Regions from separate parts of the Homo sapiens genome. Here regions 2 and 3 are each linked to region 1. Evidence: chromatin loops called from intact Hi-C (ENCODE). Cell type or tissue: endothelial cell of umbilical vein. All regions are shown on one strand.

Region 1 (8,000 bases):
ACATAAACTTTGCAGGGAATGGGATGTTCATGGGCGTGAGAATGGGTTTTGCTGATTTTTTCCACACTCTTTGACCCAATCTCCCTGACAAGGGTGACACACCTGCCAGTTTCACCCTGTAGGATACACCCCTGGAACAGGTCTGGGGCTGTTCAGTGACTGAGCCTACAGCCTTGATTTCATCAGCTCTAAGAGCTTCCAAACAAGTCACGCTACCACAACTATGCCACTTTGCATTTGCCTCATGCTTTGTCAAAGCTTAGTGTTTTATTATGTGCCTCTTTTGTTTGGCCAATACTTTTTGAGCACCTACTTTTTACAGATGTAGCCATTCACAGCAAGCAGATGGGCAAGGGTGGATAAGTGATGTTAGCCCCATTTTGGTCACATAGTTTGTTGGGCTTAGAACCAGAACTGGAACTCAGGGCCTCTCTGCGTTGAGAGCTTTGGCACTCCATTTTCGCAGGAGCATGTGCTAGCACTTGCAATGGACACACCCTTGAGCTAGCACTGCATAGGTACCTACACAGGGTCCTCAGCTTCCCCACAAGAGGGGTCATAGGGCCTCTCTGAAACGCCACCGCTCTTTTGGCAGAGTGGCGACAAGGAAGTGGGGCAAGGATGATCTTGCAGGATGAAGACATCACCACCAAGATTGAGAATGATTGGAAGCGACTGAACACACTGGCCCACTACCAGGTGAGGGGAATGTGGAAAGGGGAGGAGCTAGCCAACTACAAGTCCCTTGCCCTGGAAATCATTGCCCTGGAATAACAGGGGTAGACACCAAGCCCCTCACCAGCACTCCATGTTCCCTTAGTGATCCAGAGGAAATTGGTGTCTCCCAGCCAAGAAACCAGGAAACCCTGACCTCTTTGGAGATAGCATCCTGACATGCACACTTTCTGCAGGGCATGGGCAGAGTCCCCAGGGAAGGCTCTCCTGAGAAGTTCCTCTGGGCATTTAAGGCTGGGTCATCTTCCAGGGAAGCACTGGGATTGAGAATGCTAGGGAGGAGCTCTTGCCAGAAGTTACTCCAAGAGAAGCCACAAAACAGAATACTTGTCAGTATCCAGATCTGTGTCTTGTTCTGCTCCAAGGAAAGCTGACAGCCTCCAAAGTCCCCTAGTTCTCCAGCAAGGCACCAATTTCCCCTTAGTGCCAAGTTCATCATGATTTGTCCTTATTTCCTGGAGTGGCAGAGCTGCTGTGCCTAGGCCCTGAGAAGCTTTTTCCCTGTAGGTGCCAGATGGTTCCGTGGTGGCATTAGTGTCCAAGCAGGTGACAGCCTATAACGCAGTGAACAACTCCACCGTCTCCAGGACCTCAGCAAGTAAATATGGTAAGATCCCACCGAGTGTCCTAGGGAGGCCTGGGTGTCCTGAGCAGCTGTTGTCATGACAGCAGCATAGCCAGAAGGCAGGAGACTCTTGGAGAGGGGAGATGGGGCATCAGACAGGCTGACCATCGGGGAAGAGAGCCAGGTGGGGGAAGAGGACCCTGGTTTCAGTCGGGCACTCTGATGCATAAGCAAGACCTTCATCCACGAGCAAAAGAAGTAAAGCCAACTTTCATGAATGTCTTCCAGGCTGTGTGATAGCTATTATCTCACATCATGTTCATAACAATCTAGTGAATTAAATAATTATTATTTCCCCCTATTATGCAGATTAGTACATTATAACTCAGGTGCACAGAGGCTAAATGATTTGTAAGAGCCACTGTTATTTTGCAGTGGAGTGCAGGTACAGACCAGGTGCGAGGCTCTGCAGTGGTGAGGAGAGGGTGCTGGAGGTGGGGTAGAAGCCAGAAGAAGCCCTGTTCTGCCCTATCTGTGTGCTTTGGGGCTAGTCATCTGACCACTATGAGCCTTGGTTATTTATTTATTTACCAGAAGAAGAGACTGAAAAATCTACCGACTGAACAGGATCATTCTAGATAATCAATAGATGAATACAGAGAATAGTGCCTGCACACAGTAGGACCGCCATTTCTTTTTCCTGCTCAGTACTCATTTCACAACACTTCACAAACACTGGCAGGAATTTCAGCAAATAAACAGGAATAATTGGCGCAGGCCAGAGGGGAGGACAGACGAAGGTGAGCAGGTTACCCAGTGATTACTCATCCGATCAGCGGTTATTGAGGGAGACAGGCTACCTGCTCTTAAGTATGTACTTAATTGGCTGCACAGAACACATCCTGAGACGTGACTTGAGAACTCTTACAAGGAAAAGCATTAAAAAAGTACAGGCTTATATTTTTACAAATTGAATAATTAAGGGTTGACACGATGCAGAGTACAGGAAGAAGGGGGAGATCTGAGTGGGTAGAATTAGCCACAGATAGTTTCCTGGAGGTGGTGAGAAAGGCATCCCAGTTTCAGGGAATGCACCAAACCAAGGCAAGGTGACAGCACCGACCAATGGCAGGAATGATCAGACAGTCGTTGGCTTCTGCCGGAGCAAGGGATGCATGGTAAGTGATGGGCTAAGGCTGTGTGGCCTCACATATGTCGGGGGGTGATCCTTGCCTTGGCAGAAAACATGATCCGGTACACGGGCAGCCCCGACAGCCTCCGCTCACGGACACCTATGATCACTCCTGACCTGGAGAGTGGAGTCAAGATGTGGCACCTAGTGAAGAACCACGAGCACGGAGACCAGAAGGAGGGGGACCGGGGGAGCAAGATGGTGTCTGAAATCTACCTGACCCGACTCCTGGCCACTAAGGTATCAGACTTGAGAACTGGGTGCAGGGAGCCCAGAGGCTATGGAGAGGGACTTCATCAGCCCACAGAAATGCCAGAGTAGCCAGTACCCAGCATTCATGCTGGTGCCCACTCTATTACCCACCCCAGGAGGCACTGCTGACCATTCCCCGTACCGAACCTCAGAATCCTTCTCAATCCAGAACTCCAGGCAAACCCTGCCAATACATCAGTGTTGGCATGCAATCTGAAGATTTGTTTCTACCCCTTCTCCATGCCCTTCTGAAATACTGAGACTCTAACTGCCTCTTTTCACATTCTTCTGCCATGCCTTATAAAAGAATGATTTCTTCTCTGTGGTATCATCTACAATCTCAAGTTGGGGAAGTCGGGGCTCCATCACGACTTCCCAGGCACCATATCTTTTCTTTTTTTTTTTTTTTTTTTTTTTTGAGACAGAGTCTTGTTCTGTCACCCAGGCTGAAGTGCAGTGGTGCAATCTCTGCTCACTGCAACCTCCTCCTCCCAGGTTCAAACAATCCTCCTGCCTCCCAAGTAGCTGAAACTACAAGCATGCACCACCACGCCTGGCTAATTTTTTTTTTTTTTTTTTTTTGTATTTTTAGTAGAGGTGGGGTTTCACCATGTTGGCCAGGCTGGTCTTAAACTCCTGGCCTCAAATGATCCGTCCGCCTCAGCCTCCCAGAAGTTGGGATTACAGGCATGAGCCACCGTGTCTGGCCTCCGGCACCATTTCTAATCCTGGTTCTGGGGACGTTGCTTGCCTGCAGTGCTAGTCTTTCACTCCTGAGACTGGGCTCAGCTCTGCTCTCTGCAGAGCCAAGTGAGTCACTGTTCATTAGCCAGTGTGAGTAATGCCCAAACAAAGCCAGCAGATTGTGTTTGTCTGCTCTGACCAAGTGAGTGTTCATTAGCATTTGTGAAAAGTGCTAAAATAACACCGCCAGAGGGTGTTCAACCAAACCGTGTTGTTGGCAGAGGAAGCCTTACGTAGGTCCAGTCATCAGTGTTATATCTCTTTTCCATGTGCAGGGGAAATTTAAAGCTGTTAGAGACAGATGAAATGGGAAAAAATGATTTAATGCATGGACTTACCCAATTTTACCCAAGTAGGGTGGGCTGTATACCATCCTCCCCTGCCTAGGTCTGTGAGGCAGGTTTTAAAAGCCATCCTCAGAACTACGTGAGTCGAGCTGTGTCTGGACGTATCCTGCCTCTCCAGGGCACACTGCAGAAGTTTGTGGATGACCTCTTTGAGACCATCTTCAGCACGGCACACCGTGGCTCTGCCCTGCCCCTGGCCATCAAGTACATGTTTGACTTCCTGGATGAGCAGGCTGATAAACATGGCATTCATGACCCGCACGTCCGCCATACCTGGAAGAGCAATTGGTGAGTGAAGGGAGGGCAGGGGGCACATCGGGAGCCCTGAGCCCACCCAGCCTCAAGTTAATGGTGGTGGGACTCTGGGCCTCCAGGAGAAGGGCTGGCCAGAGCCTGTTTTCATCAGCAGGGACTCTGAGCAGGCACATTCTCTGGTCCTCCCCATCCACTCTTCCTAGATTTTTGTGCTCACTCCCTCTCTTACTTCCCTCTAGTCAAATCTGTCTGTGCATCTTTCTTTCCTATCACTTAGTCAGTTAACAAACATTTATTGAACCAGCTGAAGAAGCAAGAAAAATATGCCAAATGTCACGGCCAGGACACTCTCCCATCCAAGTACCTCCTGGGTGCCTGTGATTATGCTAGACACGGGGCTAATCAGACATGGCCCCTGCCCTCAATGAACTGACAGATGAGGGTGAGAGGCAAGGAAGTCTGCTGGTGTGGGACAAATGCTATGGAAGATGGAGGATGTGTCGTGTGCAACCAGATCTTAGAAGGGCAATGTCTAACAGTGACTTGCAAGCAGTTTTGAAACACACTTAGGAACCAGCCAGGTGAACAAAGGGCATTCCTATTCTATTCAAGCAATTGCTCTCTTCTCTTTTCCAAGCTCTGTGTGGTGAAGAGACCTGCCCTTAACCACTATGTCTTCCTTTGAGACAACAGGATTCTCCAAGTACTAATTGACACTCTAGGTGTTCTCCCCTATGATCCCCTCTCTCCTTTTAACATGGATCATCCTTCCTTTCACTTGTGAGTAATTTGTATTTCAGGTTGAAATTTCAAGATCGCACATCAGTATTCAGCACTTAGTACGGAAGCTTGCATAAAGCTGGGTCTCAATAATTATTGATGAGATGCAGAGCCAAGGTGGTCTCTGGTTGAGAGCTCTACCTGAGGCAAAGCTGGCTTATCCTTTGTCCCATTGCTTCCAGAACTGCCTCCCTGTAGCTTTTCCAGATCTTCTTCCCCAGATCATTCTTCTGAGGCAGTGTGGGCCTGTTGCCCGCACCAACAACTGCTAGGATGGGCAAAGCATTAGGGCTCAGCGAAGCACCCTGGCACCTAGCCCTGGGCCCCAAAGCAATGCACAGATGAAGGCAGAAGTCAGGCTTTGGTACCAAAACTGTATTCAATGTAGTATACTCTGGCTCCTCATCCTCTTCACCGGGAGAAGAGACTATCCCTGCTGAATATGAAAAACCAGGTAGGAACCAAGGTTGAGACCACAGAACCAAAGCATGGGGTTTGCTCCCATATTAACTCCTAGTGAGAGAAGACCTTCGTTCTGGGGTTCTTCCAACCTTTCTGAAATAAGACTCAAAAATCTAGATTGCTCACTCAGTGTAGCAAAACTTTGTGATGCGATTTCCTCCTTTTAAAGCTGTGCTGGGTCTGATATCTCCCAGGACCTGCCTTTAGGTAAGATGCGTTTAACTCTTCTAGACTTTGTGGCGTGACTACTGGGAGCTGTTCAGTGGGGCATGTCCCCAGCCTACCAATCTGCTTCTGTTAGTGAGTCTTCCTACTTACTGCCTCCATTGAATGTTAGCAGCCTTCAGGAAATTTTTAAAAAAAAATGCTCTGCCCAGAACTTCTCTCGGTCCTAGCTGGAGAAAGTTGGGTCTTTCTAAACATTTCTACCTGCTTTTAGTAGCACAGTGCAAGAATATCACCTACAATGGTATCTAAACCATTTGTTTTCACCCCATCCCTCCTGCTGGGGCAAGGCCACCTCCAGGGGTGCCATAATGTCCTTGGAGTGGAGCCAAATCTTCTTGGATGCCAGCTCTTCCAAGTACTCAGGTCTGAGCAAAGGAAATCCCAGAAAGTAGACAGTTTCCCCCAACCCTGAGGACACTTTCCCCCAACCCTGACTTGATCTATTGCTATGCTGAGGAAGACACAGTCTGGGAATTTTAAGATCTGCATATTGACTTGGAGTTAATTGTCTCTGATGGAAAAGTGATTATTTTTTTATTCCTGGCCCAAGGTGTAACCCACCCTCTCCCCACCCCCTTCTTCCACAGTTCCCTACCTCTTCTCTTTTAAATAAACCTCCTGCTCATTTAGCCTGAGTGGCTGCAATCAACCAGAGATTAGTGCCACCACTAATGTTAATAATATGCTAATATTTCATTAGGCGGGAACCTCAGGTGGGTGCTGTGGCTTCCCTGTTTGCTGTGCCTGTCAGCAAAACTGGCTTGAGGACCGGGAAGCATAGGGAAGAAACAACCGGCAGAGCAAATGTGGACTCCCAGAGTCCCTATCCTTGGTGTAACTTGTGGAACAACAGGAAGATGTAAACAGAGATTTCGTTAGCTGGAAGTCGTGAGTCCTGCATTCAGGGCTCTGAGCCCAGCTGTCAGGAAGGCTGGGCAGCTGGAATGACCCCTACTTTCACCTGGGTGTTGTGGCTGTCTGAGCTTTCCTGGGTGCCATCCCATTATTTCCTATTAGGGATTTCCAGGGATGAAGCAAACACCGCCAAACATTTTCAGACCTCAATGCTGCCTGCCTGAGTCCCGCCCTGCACACTTTGTAGGAACTTAATAGATCCTTGTCGACTGATTGGCAGTCTTGAACATTAGGTTTTCCTGTATTAATAGCATTTGTTATTTGTACATGCTGGCTGCTGGGAGATAGAGCAAGTATAGAAATATTGTACTGGTTCTATTGAAATGATGTAATTCAAAGAATTTAAGTTCTAACGAGCAAGCCAAACACATAATGAATATTCTAACTATTACCATCAGTGAGAACAACCACCAAAACAATAAAACATCAGGGGAAATGGCAGGAGGCAGAGGTGGGAGCAGAGGAAAGAAGTAAGCAATCCCTTGCATGGTGCCTAGCCCTCTTTCCCACCTGCGTCCAAGCAGGCTGGTTGGAAGCCGTAGGATTATAGCCTGCAGGGATGGCTACAGCCAAAAGGGGCAGAAGGTCCCAGGATTGGGACATTATAAGCAACAGGCTTACAATAGCAGACTGCAGGGCACACTTTTCCCTCTTTGTCTTTGTTAATGCAGATTTCCTGTCTGCAGCCCATCCTCCACCACCTTCCTCCAGGCCTCACCCTGCTAAGAAACACACAGGCCAGGCACAGTGGCTCACGCCTTGTATTCTCAACACTTTGGGATGCAGAGGTGGGCAGATCAACTGAGATCAGGAGTTCAAGATCAGCCTGGCCAACATGATGAAACCCCATCTATACTAAAAATATAAAAATTAGCTGAGTGTGGTGATGGCTGCTTGTAGTCCCAGCTACTCAGGAGGCTGAGGCAGAAGAATCGCTTGAACCCAGGAGGCAGAGGTTGCAATGAGCTGAGATCGCCCCACTGCACTCCCGCTTGGGTGACAGAGCAAAACTCCATTGAAAGAAAGAAAAAGAAAGAAAGGAAAGGAAAGACTTACACAAGTTTTAAAACTCCCACCATCAAGTGCCCCCTTTGTGAAGGCATTCTGGACACTGCCCTCTGGGTAGGCTTGATGCTTCCCTTGGTCCCATGCTGGACCCTACACATCCCTGGTCCTAGCACCAACAGTCCTCCCGGCATGTAGTTGATTTCATGTCTGCCTTTCCATGAACCCACCAGAATGCAGGCTTCTTGAGAGCAGAGGATGTGTCTCATTCATCACTGTATCCCCAGTTGCAAGCACAGTTCCTGGTGGGCAGGAGGTGCCAACTGGAGGGGAAGGAGGGAATACGATGGGGCCCATGAGGTGGGTGAATGTGGGTTTTCAAGCGTGCCAGCTTAGAAATGAAAAATCAGTCAGCTACACTGTACTTCTCAGCCCCAGTAGGAGTAGGCTGAGAGGCCCAGGCAGGGAGGAAGGGTGTGACTTCTGCCAAGTCATACAGTAGATGGCAGAGAGTCAGATA
Region 2 (8,000 bases), 290 kb after region 1:
AACATCCCTGACAAAGCTCTTCCTCTCTCTGTTACCTTCATCATGGGAGAGGTGACAGATTGCAGGTATAAACTCCCTGCCCAAATGGCCCCTATAGTACTTGGCCCTTTTCCCTATCACTCTGCTTATAGTTCCAGAACTTGAATAAAAAGCTAAGAAAATAAGAATGTATAAAATAGAGTCAAATCTGTCTCTCCAGCTCATGAGTGTCAGCTAAGAGAGCACAGTTCAGGTACTACTGAAATCCTACAGGCTTCTGGATTGTGAGTGATACATCTCTCAAGCTAAAAGGTAGTTTCAGAGAAGAAATGATGGCCAGGCATTGTGGCTCACCCCTGTAATCCCAGCACTTTGGGAGGCCGAGGCAGGCACCTCACCTCAGGTCAGGAGTTCAAGACGACACTGGCCAACATGGTGAAACCCATCTCTACTAAAAATACACAAATTAACCTAGCATGGTGGTACTCGCCTGTAATCCCAGCTACTTGGGAGGCTGAGGCAGGAGAATCGCTTGAACCCAGGGGGCAGAGGTTGCAGTGAGCCGAGATTGCGCCACTGCACTCCAGCCTTGGCAACAGAGTAAAACTGTGTCTCAAAAAAAAGAAAAGAAAGAAAGAAAAAGAAAGAAAGAAGGAAGGAAGGAAGGAAGGAAGGAAGGAAGGAAGGAAAGAAAGAAAGAAAGAGAGAGAGAGAGAGAGAGAGAGAGAGAGAAAGAAAGAAGAAAGAAAGAAAGAAAGAAAGAAAGAAAGAAAGAAAGAAAGAAAGAAAGAAAGAAAGAAAGAAAAAAGAAGGAAGAAAAAAAGAAGGAAAAAAAGAAAGGAAGGAAGGAAGGGGATGATGATGATGATGAGAAGCCACTGTCACTACTATAGTTTATTGAGCATCTCATGTGTGCTATGAACTTTCCATGTTTTAATTCTAAGCCTAACATCAGCCTTGTAAGGCTGATGGTATTATTAGTTTCAGCAGCACTTCTCAAACTTCAGCATCTACCAGAATCACCTGGAGGACTTTGAAAACCCAGATTGCTGAGCCTCACTCAAGAGTTGACCATTCAGTAGGTCGGGGGTACAGCCCAAGAATTTGTATTTCTAACAAATTACTGAATGATGCTGATATTGCTGCTTGAGACACTGCGCTTGGAGAGCCACTGAGTTAGGTGTTCAAAGGAGGCATCATAAAAATTAAGTCATCTACCTATAGTCAAACCATTTAAAAACATCTGAGCTGAGATTCAGACCTAAGTCTGCTGATGCCAAGCCTTGCACCTGTATCTTGGAGTCTCATTGTCTCCTGAAGCTGAACCCCCTGCAGTTACCTAGAATCTGAAGCTTTTTGAAGAAGGTTTGAGGATAGAGCAAAGGAAAACAGGGCCAGATGTGTGAGACTTGGTGGAGGCCTGGGACTGCTTCAGAGGAATTCTGCAGACACGAAAGTTAACAGAAGTCATCCTGGATGCTTTGTTTATATGCCCAATTCCACCTCTAACCGGATGTGGTCCTCACGTGGTCCTCACGGACCATTTCAGGTCTGAAATTCCAAGAGGTCAATCCAAAAACTTGCCACAAGGTGACCTCTGAAACCTACTCCAATACTGTGAGGCTGAATCTAAGCCTTAATGAAGTCACTCGAACTGGTTGCTGTGACTCAGTTTCCTTGTTTATTGAAAAGGAGAGTTATTTCTATCACCTCAACGTCCCAGCTTGACTGTGTAAACAAGTGGTGCTTACAAATAAATGCCCAGTGCTCACAGCCCTTTCACAATGGGTGTCCTATAAACACCAGCCACCATCACCATTATTGGTGAGGTGCTGCGCTCTGCAAACTGGGAGGTTTGCAAAGCAATTTCCAAACATACTTCTCATTGTTGATCTTGGCAAGAGCTTTAAAACATTCCTGGATGCAAGCATTTCCTGCAGATTTTAACTCTGTTCTCTCTCCTGAAAGTTTGATTTGAAGAAAAAAAAAATGAGAAGAACCATTTTACTTAGTGGTTCTCTCATTTCAATAGCTCCATCTCCTGGTCCCTCTATCTCTGTCCCTGCCCCACCAAACACCATGTCAACAAACATTAATTCAAAGTAAATTAGGTTTTTTAAAATAGCAAGACATCTGCATATAATGTTGTTTTATCATTACAATCAGGCAAATTGTTTTAAAGCAAATGCAAAATTATTTCAGGAGGACTTTATGCCACATAAGACAAACAGGGCTGGGCAGGCCCCAGGCAGGCTGGCTGCACCCTGCACCTCGTCCATCCAGCAGGGCTACTAGAAGCAGGAAGGGACTCTGGAAGCTGCACCGTTGCTTGGTGTTCATTGAGTTCATAGCCCTGTGACCCTGACTCTGTGTGAGGTAATTCCCAGCTCTTAGAATCCAGCCTGTAGCTGGTAGAATCCATCTATGCCCTTCTCGAGACACAAATCTCCACCCAAGAGGAAGGTATTTACCCATGGGAGGCACTGGCCTGCTCCTGAATCCTGGGGAGCAGGTATCTCTCTTCATTCTGCCCCAGATTACGCTTTTGAAAATCCAAAGGCAGTTCTCAGAGTCAATCACATAGACAGAAGGGGAAAGGCCATGCCTTCACCTGTAAGTGCCACCTGATAAATGTCTTCTTCATTGTAGCCCCCCAGGAAAAAAGAGTTACTATTCCCTCACAAAGAGGCATCTTTCTTAAATCATATAATGAGATTTATGCAATCCATTTGATTCCCCTTTTTTGCCTTAGGTGCCAGACACCTCAACACTCAAGTATTCCATTGCAGTCACTAACGGAGCTCAGATTTTTAGTGTTATTATCTCTGCTCATTCTTCTATAGGGTTCTGAGCTTTTGTTTTGCCTTATTGAATGCATGCCATTTAAAGGATATCAGGCTCAGAGTTAACATTAACTGTGCATTTCAGCAGGAATGGAAAGGACCTTATAATGTTTTAAGGAGCTGGAACTGGCCCAAATTCATTAATGAACTGAACCATAGACCAATATTCCTAACAGGGGGTCTCATGGTGGTAGAACCATTCCAAAAGGGAGGTGAGAGGAGAACTCTAATACTATTTATTGAGTGCCTACTCTGCCTCATTCTCCTTAAATATCTTATTTCATGTAATTTTCACAAAAACCCTGTGAGATTGGTTGAATCCTTCCCTACAACCCTCAGTTGCCTCATTTGTAATCTGGAAACAGGTTTCCTATTCAAGTTCTCATAATTAGTTAGTGGGGCTGAGATTAGACACAAGATATGCCTGACTTCAGAGCATATGTCGGGCCACTGCTAGCTTATATAGCACTTTAGTGTAAACCCAAGAAAGGTGCCCCTGAGGGAGGACACAGTCTTACAGTGATGGGGACACTGCCTTCACATAAATAGTACCTACGCTATAGAGAGGGCATTCTTCTTCATTCTCAGAAACAGCCCTTAGAGAGGCAGAAACTGCTAATTATCATCAAGACTTTTGTTCTCTTTTTCTTTCTGGGCCACAACCCTGGGCCATATTTTCCAGTCCCTGAGCTTCTAGGTGGGACCATGTGACCACTCCTGTTGAATGGAAAGAGGGCAAGCATTATATATGTCACTCCCAGGCTGCGCACAGTGGCTCACGTCTGTAATCCTAGAACTTTGGGAGGCAAGGTGGGTGGGTCACCTGAGGTGAGGGGTTCAAGAACAGCCTGGCCAACATGGTGAAACCCCATCTCCACTAAAGTTACAAAAAATTAGTGTGGTGGTAGGCGCCTGTAATCCCAGCTACTCAGGAGGCTGAGGCAGGAGAATCACTTGAGCCTGGGAGACAGAGGTTGTAGTGAGCTGAGATCACACCACTGTGCTCCAGCCTGGGCAACAGAGTGAGACTCCAACTCAAAAAATAATAATAATAATTTTTAAAAATATGTCACTCCCAGCTTGGCCTGTGAACTCCTAGGCAATTCTCCACTCTCTCTCTTTCCCCATCCACTGGCTGAGCAGAAAACTTTGAGGACTGGAAGAGGATGGAATCATGAATTGGAAGGTCTCTTGAGTTACTGAATGACCTTGTGGAGCAGAGCCCATTCCACCTGTTTCAAACTGGACTATGATATAAGTGAGAAATATAATTGTATTGCGTTTCAGCCTCTGATTTTTCAGGGTTTTATGGTGCTTGATTTGCCCTAATGCAAGCCCAAACCATCTTGCTTCCTTTTAACAAGCTTGCCTAAAAAGATTCAAGTGACCGCTGGCTAAAAGCAATTGAAAAGGTTCTCACCCAAGAGAACAGAGACAGTGGGGAGACTGTTTCATTTCCTTATTCCTCTAAATAAAATTCTCCATAAATCAGCTCCATATAAACTTGTATTGTTTATATCTGTTACTCCAAGCCCAACTTTCCAGAACATTTCAAGTTAACTCATCTTTCATTGAGAGTTTCAGTCATACGTATGAGTCACAGAACTGTGGAGTATTAAAGCTGAAAGGCACCTCTGTGATAATTCTTGCAAATTTTGAAGATAAGAAAAATAAGGCCAAGATGTATGGCTTCCCTGGGGTCCCAGAGTCAAGGCTGGCATCCAAGGCTCATGACTCTAGGTCCAGGGTTCTTTGCTCTCCCCGAATGGATGGAAGCCATGCTCAAGCAGCTGAACACTGTGAACGGACACAGCTCTGCCTGTAAACGCTTCCTCAGAAAGAAGTGAGGGTGTTCACATTGAGGCTGTTCTATGGGTGGAGGCTGCTGGCACCCTCTACTGGACGGACTGGGTATGTCCTCTGCTGTCCAGTCAGGTCCAAATTGCTCAACTCTAAGTCAAAGTGATGAAGCTATGGCAACCCTCTCTCCAGGTGTCCATGGCCACCATCAGTGCCTGTGTTAAAGCCTCTCTGAGATTGTGAGCTAGTCCCAGGCACATCCCCGTGTTTTCCAGCTGATGGATCATGCTTCCTGAACAAATGTAATGTCACTTCAGTCAGGGACTCTGGAGTCTACTTTCTCACACTAAGAGCGGGGAGCACAGCTTCCCAAATCACAGCAGCCCCTCTTCCTTCCTCTGGTTCACTGATGCTTTGAAAATAAAGAATGTTCCCTCTGAGGTCCCATCTCCTTTTTAAAAAGAAATTCAGTTTCCAGTTCTAGATGAAATTAGCATTTGTCCTCTCTAATTGTGTTTGCAGCTGCATCCCAATAGGAAAGAAAGGAAACCAAGAGAAAAAGGGATAATAAAAGCCTCCTTCTAAATGAGGCTGGAGTGGAAAATGAGGAGCAGGACCAAGAGGCCAGTGGGCTTGTTCCAGCCTCTCTGCATGCTGCTTTGAACAAAAGCTTGCCAGGGAGGGAGTATGGTCTGGCAGTGGCCAGCTCACTGAACAGGGAAGCAGAGAGCAATTGTAATTCCACTCTCTATTCAAAAGGCAATTTTCTCCAACACGTCCTGACACTGAGCCTCTATTTCCCCAGCTCTATAAAGCAAACGACAGAAAAACCATGGAATAAATGTCAGAAGTTACATTTCATCTCACCAGTTCACTTTCCAGAGGAGCAAACCCAGGCCCAGAGAGGGACAGGATTTGCCTAAAGTCACCCAGCTAATATGTGGCAGACGCCATCTGGTCTTCATTGCTCAGCCCCAAGCTCAACCCTGCCTCCTTTCCTTGCACAAGAAATGCCAAGAGGCAATGATCCCAGAAAGGGCTCGGAGTGAGGTTGTGAGTATTTCTTCCCCAGACACCTTTAAACAAAATAGCCCTCTACCAGCCTGGGTGCAGTCCTGTCTGTAAACAGAGGAACAGAATAAGAAACAAGGTTTTAGGAATCAGGGGTTTCGGTGTGCACCGAACATGGGCTAAGGAGCTGATGCTGGATGTTTTGGAAGAGCCTGGGGCTATGCATCAGGAGACGCTGTATTCTCAACTCAACTCTGCCATGGATAATGATCCTGACCTACCTGCTTCAGAAGATTATCATGATTTTCATAAAATAATATAATCCAAATTTTATTTTACTTCATTTTATTTGTAGAGAGGGAATCCTTGAGTGAATCTCATCCAGTTTCTTTGCTAGATTTTGGAACCACTTTAGAAGGCCAGAACTCAGAGACGTTAAATGGCATGAACTTCAGAACTCTACTCCTTAAGCCAATGCAACCTTTGCATTGCTTTCTCCAGATACTGGGGCCCACGTAAGAAGCTGAAGCTCCACAAGCTCTCCAAGGGTTTCTCAACGCATAAAGGAGTCTCAGTGCTAGGCCAAAGAATTGGGGTCTGGGATGCTGCAGGGAACCAGTTATCCTTCCTTGCAGCTCTGTGATGTATTTGACCCAAAGCCTCCTCCCATGCTGATTTCAAATCTAAATAGCAGGCATTTAGTAAAAGTCCAAGCGGTCTCTCTAAAATCTACCATCAAGAATTATTCACAGACTTCTTGCTTTGAAACCACCGTGGGAATGTTTTGCAGATTCCAAGGCTTTACACCACACTCACTGAATCAAATCTTCAGATGTGAGCTCCAGGAAATAGATCCACATTTATCCATCCTGAACTAATAGCTCCTTATGCATTTAAAATTAAATAAAACAAAATCTAAACACCTGAGCACCACCTGCAGGGCCCCATGGGAGCTCCTACCCTCAGCTCTTACCACTGCAGACACACTGGCCTGCTTGTGTTCCTCATGACAAGCTCATTCCTGCCTTGGGGCCTTTGCACTTATTTTCTCATCTTCCTGAAGCAATTCTCTTCCTGATATTTCCATAACTGGTTCCTCTTCATTATTTATAGAAGTGTTTGTTCAAGTGCCATCCTCTTAATTACTTAGGTCCCATGCAGTGCCTTTGAAATGTCTGCCTTGACCATCCTATCTAATACTACACCTCATCCGCCAAGTCTTTTTCTACCCGAAGAGCATCTTTGAAGATAGGACCTTTGTTTTGTTCTCTTCCACATGCCCAGAAACTATAGTAATATCTAATAAGACATAGGTACTGAATAAATATTTGCCGAATGACTAAATCAACGACATTGCCCTGTTTTGATCTAAGATTCTCTTCTTTATCTGTTTACTGTTAACTTGCATATTACCTAAGTCTCCCATAAGAATGACAGTTCCCTGAGAGCAGAGTCCTCCTCTATCATGTACCCACCATATCCTCAGTGCCTCCAATAGTATCTGACCCATAATATGTGTTCAATAAATAGTTGTTGAATGAATGGTTGGATGAACTAATGCATGAGAATCCTTGAGCTGGGACCTCCATTTGGGCTGGGGACAAGGTGACTGTCTCAATTAACAAACATATTTCTAGTCAGTGTTCAAGAAGTAGAGATAATTTTTTAAAGTCTTAAAACATGTACCTTTCCCCCAAATTGCCCACAAATCCATGAGGGGAAACAGAGGTATGAACGAAACCATTGCAAGTGCCTCAATATGGTATGTATTAGTCCGTTTTCACACTGCTGTAAAGAATGCAACCTAAGACTGGGGTAATTTACAAAGAAGGGTTTAATTGACTCACAGTTCCACATGACTGGGGAAGCCTCAGGAAACTTACAATCATGGCAGAAAGTGCAGGGAAAGCAAGGCACATCTTACATGGTGGCAGACAAGAGAGAGTGCAGGAAAAACTGCCACTTTTAAACCATCAGATCTCATGAGAACTCCATCACTATCACAAGCACAGTATGGGGGAAACCACCATCAGGCTGCAAATTTTCCAAACTTTTATGCTCTGCTTCCCCTTTAAATATAAGTTCCAATCTCAAACCATTTCTTGGTGAGCACTATAATTGAATGCCTTCAGAATCAACCAGGTCACCTCTTGAATGCCTTGCTGCTTAGAAATTTCTTCTGCCAGATACCCTAAATCATCTCTCTCAGGTTCAAAGTCCAACAGACTTCCAGGGTAGGGGCAAAATGATGCCAGCCGGTTTGCTAAAGCATAGCAATAGTGACCTTTGCTCCAGTTTCCAATAAGTACCTCATCTCCATCTGAGACCACCTCAACCTGGACTTCATTATCCTATCACTGTCAGCAT
Region 3 (8,000 bases), 79 kb after region 1:
GGGTTCATGAGATTGAACCCATGTTGCTGGATATGCAAGGTGCACATTGGGCTCTCTGGAGCAGTAAACATACCTCTTAAAACTTGCAGGTTATAAACAGATGACAGCAAATGTGACAGAGGAATATAGGATTGATTTTCTATGTCAACAGCTACTCCTAATTTATATACTCTCTAATAGCCAGTATTCCATATCTTGAGAGACATCTATTCTAGCAATATAAGATATGAGTTTAACCCCCTCCCTCCTCTCCCCTATGTAGCCCTTAGACTGAAAAAAGGCCTTAGAGTTCAATAATCATTCCAAGGTCACAGAGCAAGCCAAAGGCAGGACAGATATAGAATGCTGTGCCCCAAATCCAAATCCCCAGGTCTCTAGTGTTAAGCTCCTCTCACGTTACCTCACTCTGCATAGATTTCTGTCATCATAAAAGAAAAGGTCACTCAATCAGGAACTTTGCTTCACTAGAATAAGGAAAGGATATGGTCTCAGACCCAGGAAGGCCAGTGCAGTCAGACAGAGGTGCAAGGAGAACTACAGGTGCAAGTGTCACTAGGCCAGGTGGTACTGATTTCACCAAGGCTCTATTTGCAGCTACAAAAGAAGACCCCAAACTCTGTCCCTCCTGTCATCCGAGCCAACCTGCTGTTCTTTTAACAGAAGCATTTTGCTGCCTTCCTCTCCTCCTTCCAAAAAACCTCACAAATATGTTGTGTGAAATATCAGAACTAATTAGACCAAATGGTGTTCGTATCTGTCACTGGTTTTTCTCGGGGGAGAGCTGCCTGTGTCGTGGAGGGAGATTTTATTAACTAATTAAGGACAGTATTTAGGGGGGAGTATTTCCCTGATCCTGTAGGAAAGGATGGGAGGACTGGAGAGGGCTCTTGGATGGGCCAATTAAGAAAAACCAAGAATAGAGATAAAGACACAGAGAGAGCAGACCCAGAAGATGGTGTGGGACAGAGGCAGGAACAAGATGGAGATAGCATGGCAGGAAGTGAGTTCCACAGTTCTCCTTACAGTCAAAACAGGACACTTTGCACATAAGTGCATTTACCATTCCAACCATAAAGTACTATAGGAAGGAGGAGGCAGTTTGTCCACAGTCAGAATTTAGTTGTTAATGCTACTGTTATACAACCAAGAGCAGAGACCACATCTTATTTTCTTAATATTTCTCAGCTCTCAGGAGAATATGTAGTATTGGTAGTTACCCAAACATTTGGACTGGAATACAGTAGATGAAGAAGAGGAAACATTTGCATGAGACTAATTTATGCTGGAGACAATCTAGGACCTTTTGATATGTTTTTTCTCTTTGAGGAATATCTGAATAGAAGTAACAGAAAAAGAACTGAAGGATGCTGAAGGATAAAGAAGACTCCAGAGGAACTTCTGCCTTCATAAATTCAGAATACTATCACTTGAAAAACGGAATGGATTAATTCCAGGAGATCAAACTAGGATTAATTGGTGGAAGGTATCAGGAGGGAGACATTGATCCAAAGTAAAGAAGAACGTTTTAATTATTAGAACTATTCAAGAAATGAAACAGGCTATCTGGTGAGAAGGAAGGGGGTGGGTTGGCACCCATCTTCCTGCATCTTAGACCCAAGGCTATGGGGCAACAATCAGAGGTGCTTGAAAGGAATTTCTGCAGTGGGAGGAATGTTTAAGTTCCCTTAAACATTGGGATTCAATGAACCTGGTAGATTTTGAGCTGTAGCAGGCTGCATTTCAGTTGCATACGATGAAGAGTATTCTCCCTGCAGAAGCAATAGGGCAAGGTGCTGAGAAAGTCTGAAATCTTCTTCATGTAGAAGTCTTTAGAAATGGGAAGAGGCAAAACAGGAATCCTTCTGGGAATATCTGGGTGTTTCATGGCCCACGTACAAGGTGGGGGGTACAGGTGCATAGGAACACCAAGAGTTCTGCCTCATTCTCACTCCCTTTGCAACACCCACTGTTACAAGGCAAAGGCATCATTTGGGAGAGCTGAGGAGCCAAAGACACGTTTTGTTCAATGGCTCTGATTTGCCCTTGTCCACACTTTGGCCGTGGTCTCTTCCCATGCATCTACCCAGGCCTGTGTCTCTGGTCCTGAGAGAACCTTCTGATCCTTCCACTGATCCCCAGACCAATCTGAATTCAGTGGCGAGCTCTGAATCAGCACAGAAAAATGGATGATTCTTGAGGAGGGAGAGAGGACGAGGGGGAGGCAGCCTGAGGTAGTGCTAAAATCGTGGGTCAGCCTCTGCATGGTCTGGGCTCCATGTCTAGCTCTGCCACTCACTAGGTATGTGGGACTTCACTGGCCTCAGTTCACTCATCTATAAAGAACATGAGGCCAGGCACAGTGGTTCACACCTGTAATCCTAGCACTTTGGGAAGCCAAGGCTGGCAGATCCCTTGAGGCCTGGAGTTCAAGACCAGCCTGGCCAACATAGTGAAACCCTGTATCTACTAAAAAGACCAAAAAAAATTAGCCAGGTGTAGTGGTGCAGCTATAGTCAGTCCCAGCTATTTGGGAGGATGAGGCAGGAGAATTGCTTGAACCTGGGAGGTGGAGGTTGCAGTGAGCTGAGATCACGCCACTGCACTCCAGCTTGAGTGACAGAGCAAGACTTTGTCTCAAAAACTAAAATAAAATAAAGGAGATGATACTGCTACTTAGCTCATATGACTGGTGTGAGCACAATATGAATTCCTATCCCAAAATAACAGCTAGGAGGTGAATGCCGTTCATAGTGAGTACTTGGTGAGTGGTCTGGTCCAGGACAGCCCTTGCATTCTGTCCTTGAAACTGACACCCACTGCCCTTGAAGGGGAAAAAGGAGAGCCATAGTATTCAAGGACAGCAGTAAGACCTCCATCAAGTGGCTGAAATGCTGTGTGTACAGGACCGTGCAGGGAGTGGCAACAGTTCAAACAAACCGAATTTTAAAGAAGAAACCAGAACAGGGAGTGATCGCAGGAAGACCAGAGCCAAATTTTCCCTGGGAATTGGGGGTGTCTGCATGCCATTTATTTGATGACTGTCCCTTGCCGAGGGGTCGCCTGGCTGCTCCACCGTGGGCGGCCGAGGAGGCTCCTGCTGGGCTCCACTCTGGCTGCTCTGAGGGCCCAATGCAGCCATCTCCCTGGGCTCTTTGCCAGTAACGGTTTTTCTCCTAAGAACTTTTAAGCACCTCCAAGACAGACTTTGTAACTCATATAATGGATGGGAGAGCTGAGACAGGCAGCTTCAACTTGCTCAAAGTCACAGCGTGAGTCTGCATTGGGCCTGAGGCCAGAACTTCCACTCCGCATGCTGTCCCGAGGTTCCCCCGCCAGGACCCTGCTCCCGTCTGCCTGTCTGCTTCACCGCCACCCCCAACATGCATTTCTCCAGTCTAATAAGGCTGCCCCTGCTCTTTGGCTCTGCTTACTTTAATATACACATAGATTACAGCTACATTAAAGGAGCCTGCAAATACCAAAGCAGAACTAAAGCAATTATTATAATGCAGCCTTAACAGCAGCTGTAATGAGACAGAATTAAAAATGTGCCAGCATAATCACAATTCACTGTTCCCAACGACCTTCCAGAACCGCTTTCATTTGGAAAGTAACATCCAGTCCTGAACTGTCAGATGGAAGGGAAAAATTCAATTGTGCCTCCCCGTGTGGCCAGGTCCCTGGCTACCAGTACTAGCTCTTCCATACAAAGGCATCTGTCCCCCTGGCCTGTGCTATGTGGTATTAGCCATTTGCTCAGTGGGGCACAGGGGGAAGGCTGGGTGCTCCTTTGATGGTACCAAGGCTGGCTTATTTCTCTCCTTCTTTGTCACTGGATCTGCCTGTTACACACTGGAGCGAATTCCAGTCTGATCCCCATGGTGCCTGGCTCATGGCATGCACTATGTGTTACAGACAATACCAGTTCACACTTAATATTATTTCCGCTGATCCCCACAATAACCCTGAAAGGCTGGCTCTATCATTTTCCCTATTTTATGACCAAATAAACAAAGACTTATGGAAGGTAAATAACCACTCAAAACCACACCTAGTGGGCAGAAAAGCCAGGACTCCAATCCCTGTCTTCAGACTCCAGACCACAAATTCTTATCCTGATTTTATGGAGCTGATATTCTAATAGAAGGAAAAGAGAAATCAATTTGAATTGGTCTTACATGACTTCATTTTGATGCAAGGGGCAAGGCAGGGGAGGGGAAAGTGGAGGGTGAAATGAGGGAAGGAGACAGAAAGCACAGCCTGCCTGGAGAGGCCATTCCTGCCAGTGAGTCATGGGCATCCACATAGCAGAAGCGTTTAATCATCTTTCTTTCTCTGGTTCAGAGGAGAGAACAGAAATAAGAAGGCAAAGTGCCCGGAAATGAAGGAGCCAGTGGGGGAGGATGTAGAGAAGGGAGGGGCTCCCCTCCCCGAGGATGCTCAGGAGGAAACACTCATACTCAGCGATTTTGCCCAGCCTGCCCCAAGACCAAACCAAGCCTCTGGTTCCTCCACCAAAGGCAAACCTGGCCATGCCCTTCAGAGCATGCTCAGTTCCCTCAAGAGGCAGAGATGGGGAAGTTCCCAGCACTTTATTAGCGCTTGCTTTGCCAGAATTGCCTTAACATCTCTCCATGTGAGATAGTTTCCATCTCACCCAGCTGGACCAGGAGCAGGCACAGGGAAGACAAGTGAGGAAGAGGAGACAGCTCCTCTATCTTCCTCCCAGCCAAGCTAGGCCGTGACTCTGGGCAGCCAGCCTTTCTTCTTCCCCAAGCTGCAGGCAGGTGGAACCCTACAGCACTGGTGCTGAGGGCGATGACCTGAGAATTCTGGCTCTAGAAGCCCCACAGCCTCGAATGCCTTCTGATGTGTTGCTCTAATGTTGGGAGGTCAGAATGTCTTTAACCAGCCAGCCTGGGCCTCCAGAGAGGGTCTTGAGCCCCAACCTTCAACAACTACCAAAATCCTGTTTACCACCCACCTAATGAACTTCATGAACCATGGCTTCCCCTCCTGGAGTGAGCAATGGTAACAAAGCATCTTAGAGTTTGACAACAATCACAGGTAGGTTTATGCCATTTCCAGGAATCTGGCTCTACAAGGTCATTATGAAACTCAATTATTTGTCACACTAGGATGGCTGGTCCCCAATGTGTCCTGCCTCCCAGGTAGGCGGGGCCTCAGAATCCAACTGCAAATGATGGCATCACTGTTTGTCTTTGCTGGGAATAAGAGTCATTAAGAGAAGCCACCTGTACTTCTTTCTTAGGGGCTGCCATCCCCTCTGTCTGTGAAAGTCCCACCTCCACCGCCGTTCCCATTTTATAGAGACAGACATGTGTCTGATTCTGAGACTCAAGTAGAGTAGGATGATGTGCGATAGTTACTGCTATTGTAAAACAAGTGGGTAGGGGAAGTCTGGGAGAGCCTGGGAGGGCAGAGTGTCCCCAGGAGGAGAAGCCTCTGCTCCTCCTGAGTGACAGGACAGACATGACCACAGCCATGGCAGGTCTCACTCCCAACTTGATGAGCTTTCTTAGAAGGCTAAGATGAGCTTTCTTAGAAGCCTGAGATCTTGGGAATACAAACATGAAGGGATGAGGAGCAAGTGAGAAAAGAAATGGGGGAAGTGGCTGAGGATTTTCTTGTCTACTTTCCAACTTGGACAAGGAAGCTTGACCTCTGGAGGCAAATGGGGGTCTTCACTATGGCAGCGAGTGGGGCGTCTATGGGAGCACTTGACTTTGAGTCTGCAGCACCAACTGTGGCAGTCTCAGCTATGATGTCAACAGTCCACAAAGACAGGATTCTGATGACTCGCTTTTCTTCATAGAAATCATATTCAAAACCCAAGTTTTAAAGACACGGAAGAGACCTTAGAGCATTGACTCCAAAAACAAACAAAAAGTGTCCTACACAGAAAGAATCTGATACCTGTTCTAAAAATTCACACACAAGGGAACAAATGACAAGCAGAGCATTGGAAAGATCTTTCCTAGGCTGGGAGCTGGGCCACTCTGCGCCTCCCACCCGCCCACCTCTGTGGGCATGCATTGGTTTTCAGGACACGTAGGTGTAGGCAGTGCCTGCCAGCCCCCTCTCCTCCCACCCCAGGCGCTAATGAGATGCAGGGAGGGGTCTGCAGCCCGGATGGAGTGGCTTGCAATTTTTGTTGCTGTTGTTTTTGAAAATGTCTTTCTCTAGTCCTCTGCCAACAGCTTGTTAGCACATGGCTTTGGGCTCCCAAGATGGTATGATGCCCCGCCTCAGCCCCTGAGGGGGTATTCTCAGGACATGTGTCCACAGTGTCCCCAGACAGATGCTCTGGGGCCTCTCTAGCAGTCCCTATCACGTGGGCACCAAACTCCCCAGGCCCCATGTCCAGGGAGCCAGGTTTTAAAGCACAGCCCCCACCCTAAGTTCCTTTTTCCATCTGTCTTGCAAAGGTGTGAATGGATTTTACAGAGGACAAGGAAGGAGAGAAAAAGGAGAGAAATTAACTGTACCCCCTAGTATCACATCACTGTTACCACTCTCCCTGCCCAATCCCCACCCCTAACACACAAATTCTTACTCTCATACGGGCAGCCAACCACTAAGGTCAAAAGAACAAGCCAGGCAAAAGCACGCCCCCTGTGATTTGTGATGTCTAGAAAGAATCAAGAGATTGGGCTTCTGGTCCCAATTCTGTACCGAGCTAGCTGACATTAGGCCAGGTACTTCATTTCTCTGAACTTGAGAGTCCTTCTTCCCAGGGTTAGTCATCCATAGTTTTCCAGAAGAACACAATGGCTGTTGCAGGCCACCTGTAACTAAACACTCAGGCCCATCCTAGGCTATTCATTCACAGGAGGCTGGCTAGAGATGGGATTTATTATATTAATAGATGTGGGGAGCAGAGGCAGACACATAGGCTTTACAGGGATGAGATTGCTGCCCTTGGCCCACCAGCACCAAGATCAAGAGCTGCCCAACCACCGAGGTCTACCCAGCATTTGTTTCTGCTCTTTGTTTATAAAGTCCCAAAATTCATATTTCAGTGTCTCAAACAAGCTGCAATTTACTTGTCGCTTGCTTCATGGCCCACCCTCATGTCAAATCTACCTAAAGCAGCATGTTCTTTATCCAGAATCGATTTCTGGATGGCTTCAGGTCAGATCCACGTCCTCCTCCTCTGAATCCACAGCACTTGTTGTTTGAACTTCTCACTTAACATTCATCTCATGCTGCCTTATGTTGGTATTTAATTTTTTATGTTTCCTCTCAGCTAGATTGTTCTGTTTGTCACAAAGCAATGATGTGCTTTTTTCAGAATTAATGGGGAGGTTGATGGGTTTTTTTGCCTTAAGTATATTTTTTCTAATATTTGTTTTGATGCATCAGTTTTGTTTTGGTGGTACTTGCAGAGTATGCCATTCTTCATTCCTTCTACTTTCAAACTTTCTGTGTCTGTCTTGCAAAGGTGTGAATGGATTTGACAGAGGATAAGGAAGGAGGGGAAAATGAGAGGAATTAGCTGTGCCCTGATGCTACCATATCACATTCGACACACACACACACACACACACACAGACACACAAATTTGTATTTTACAGGCAGCCAGACATGTGCCAAAATATAACACAGCCAAATCACTAAGGCCAAAAGAACAAGCTCTATTTTACATGTTTCTTATAAATTGCATTTCTTATGCCTAAACTTGGAGTTTCTATCTTTAAAAAGGCAAGTTTAATCTATTCTGTTTATTATGATTGCTGATGTGTTTTGATCCATTTCTATCATCTTGTTTTGTGTTTTATAATTGTTTGAAGAGAAACTCTTTGGTGGGTTTCTCATGCTGCTTTGTCTCTTGCTGGGCATGCCAACAAGGCAAGGATCTGACTGCTCACCTGGGTCATTTCTCAGGGTTGCATTTGCACCAAAAACCCTTGCAAACTGAGGTGATGTCTCCCTTTGAGTCCTAGAGAAGGCTCACTGTCTGCTAAGAAAGAGGTGGA

The links. Hi-C counts contacts between places; a loop is a spot of excess contacts. Peaks named below come from ENCODE experiments on the same cell type or tissue, not always from the same donor. Only the 100,000 strongest peaks of a DNase experiment are listed, where the experiment ranks them.
Region 2: it touches region 1 in a loop (10-fold over the local background); 5 of 110 quality-filtered maps call a loop at or near these places.
Region 3: it touches region 1 in a loop (2.1-fold over the local background); 10 of 110 quality-filtered maps call a loop at or near these places.

What each region holds. Positions count from the first base shown.
Region 1 is chr7:132,141,242-132,149,241 of GRCh38, reverse strand. It overlaps PLXNA4 (plexin A4), which reads left to right. Exons shown (of 32, transcript NM_020911.2): 26 at 596-699; 27 at 1,243-1,342; 28 at 2,542-2,732; 29 at 3,954-4,123. Among named protein-coding and RNA genes, the nearest start is that of PLXNA4-AS2, 120 kb to the left of the region's middle. In endothelial cell of umbilical vein, a CTCF peak has its summit at 3,656; a DNase peak (open chromatin) is centred at 3,611; H3K27ac peaks cover 592 bases.
Region 2 is chr7:131,856,070-131,864,069 of GRCh38, reverse strand. All of the region lies in intron 1 of LOC107986849 (a long non-coding RNA gene), which reads right to left. Among named protein-coding and RNA genes, the nearest start is that of PODXL, 300 kb to the right of the region's middle. In endothelial cell of umbilical vein, a CTCF peak has its summit at 4,726 (motif pointing left); DNase peaks (open chromatin) are centred at 1,899 and 4,719; H3K27me3 peaks cover 541 bases.
Region 3 is chr7:132,062,178-132,070,177 of GRCh38, reverse strand. No RefSeq gene overlaps it. Among named protein-coding and RNA genes, the nearest start is that of PLXNA4-AS2, 190 kb to the left of the region's middle. RefSeq lists a silencer at 5,707-5,878. In endothelial cell of umbilical vein, no CTCF peak of the experiment used is centred here; a DNase peak (open chromatin) is centred at 4,307; H3K27ac peaks cover 1,498 bases.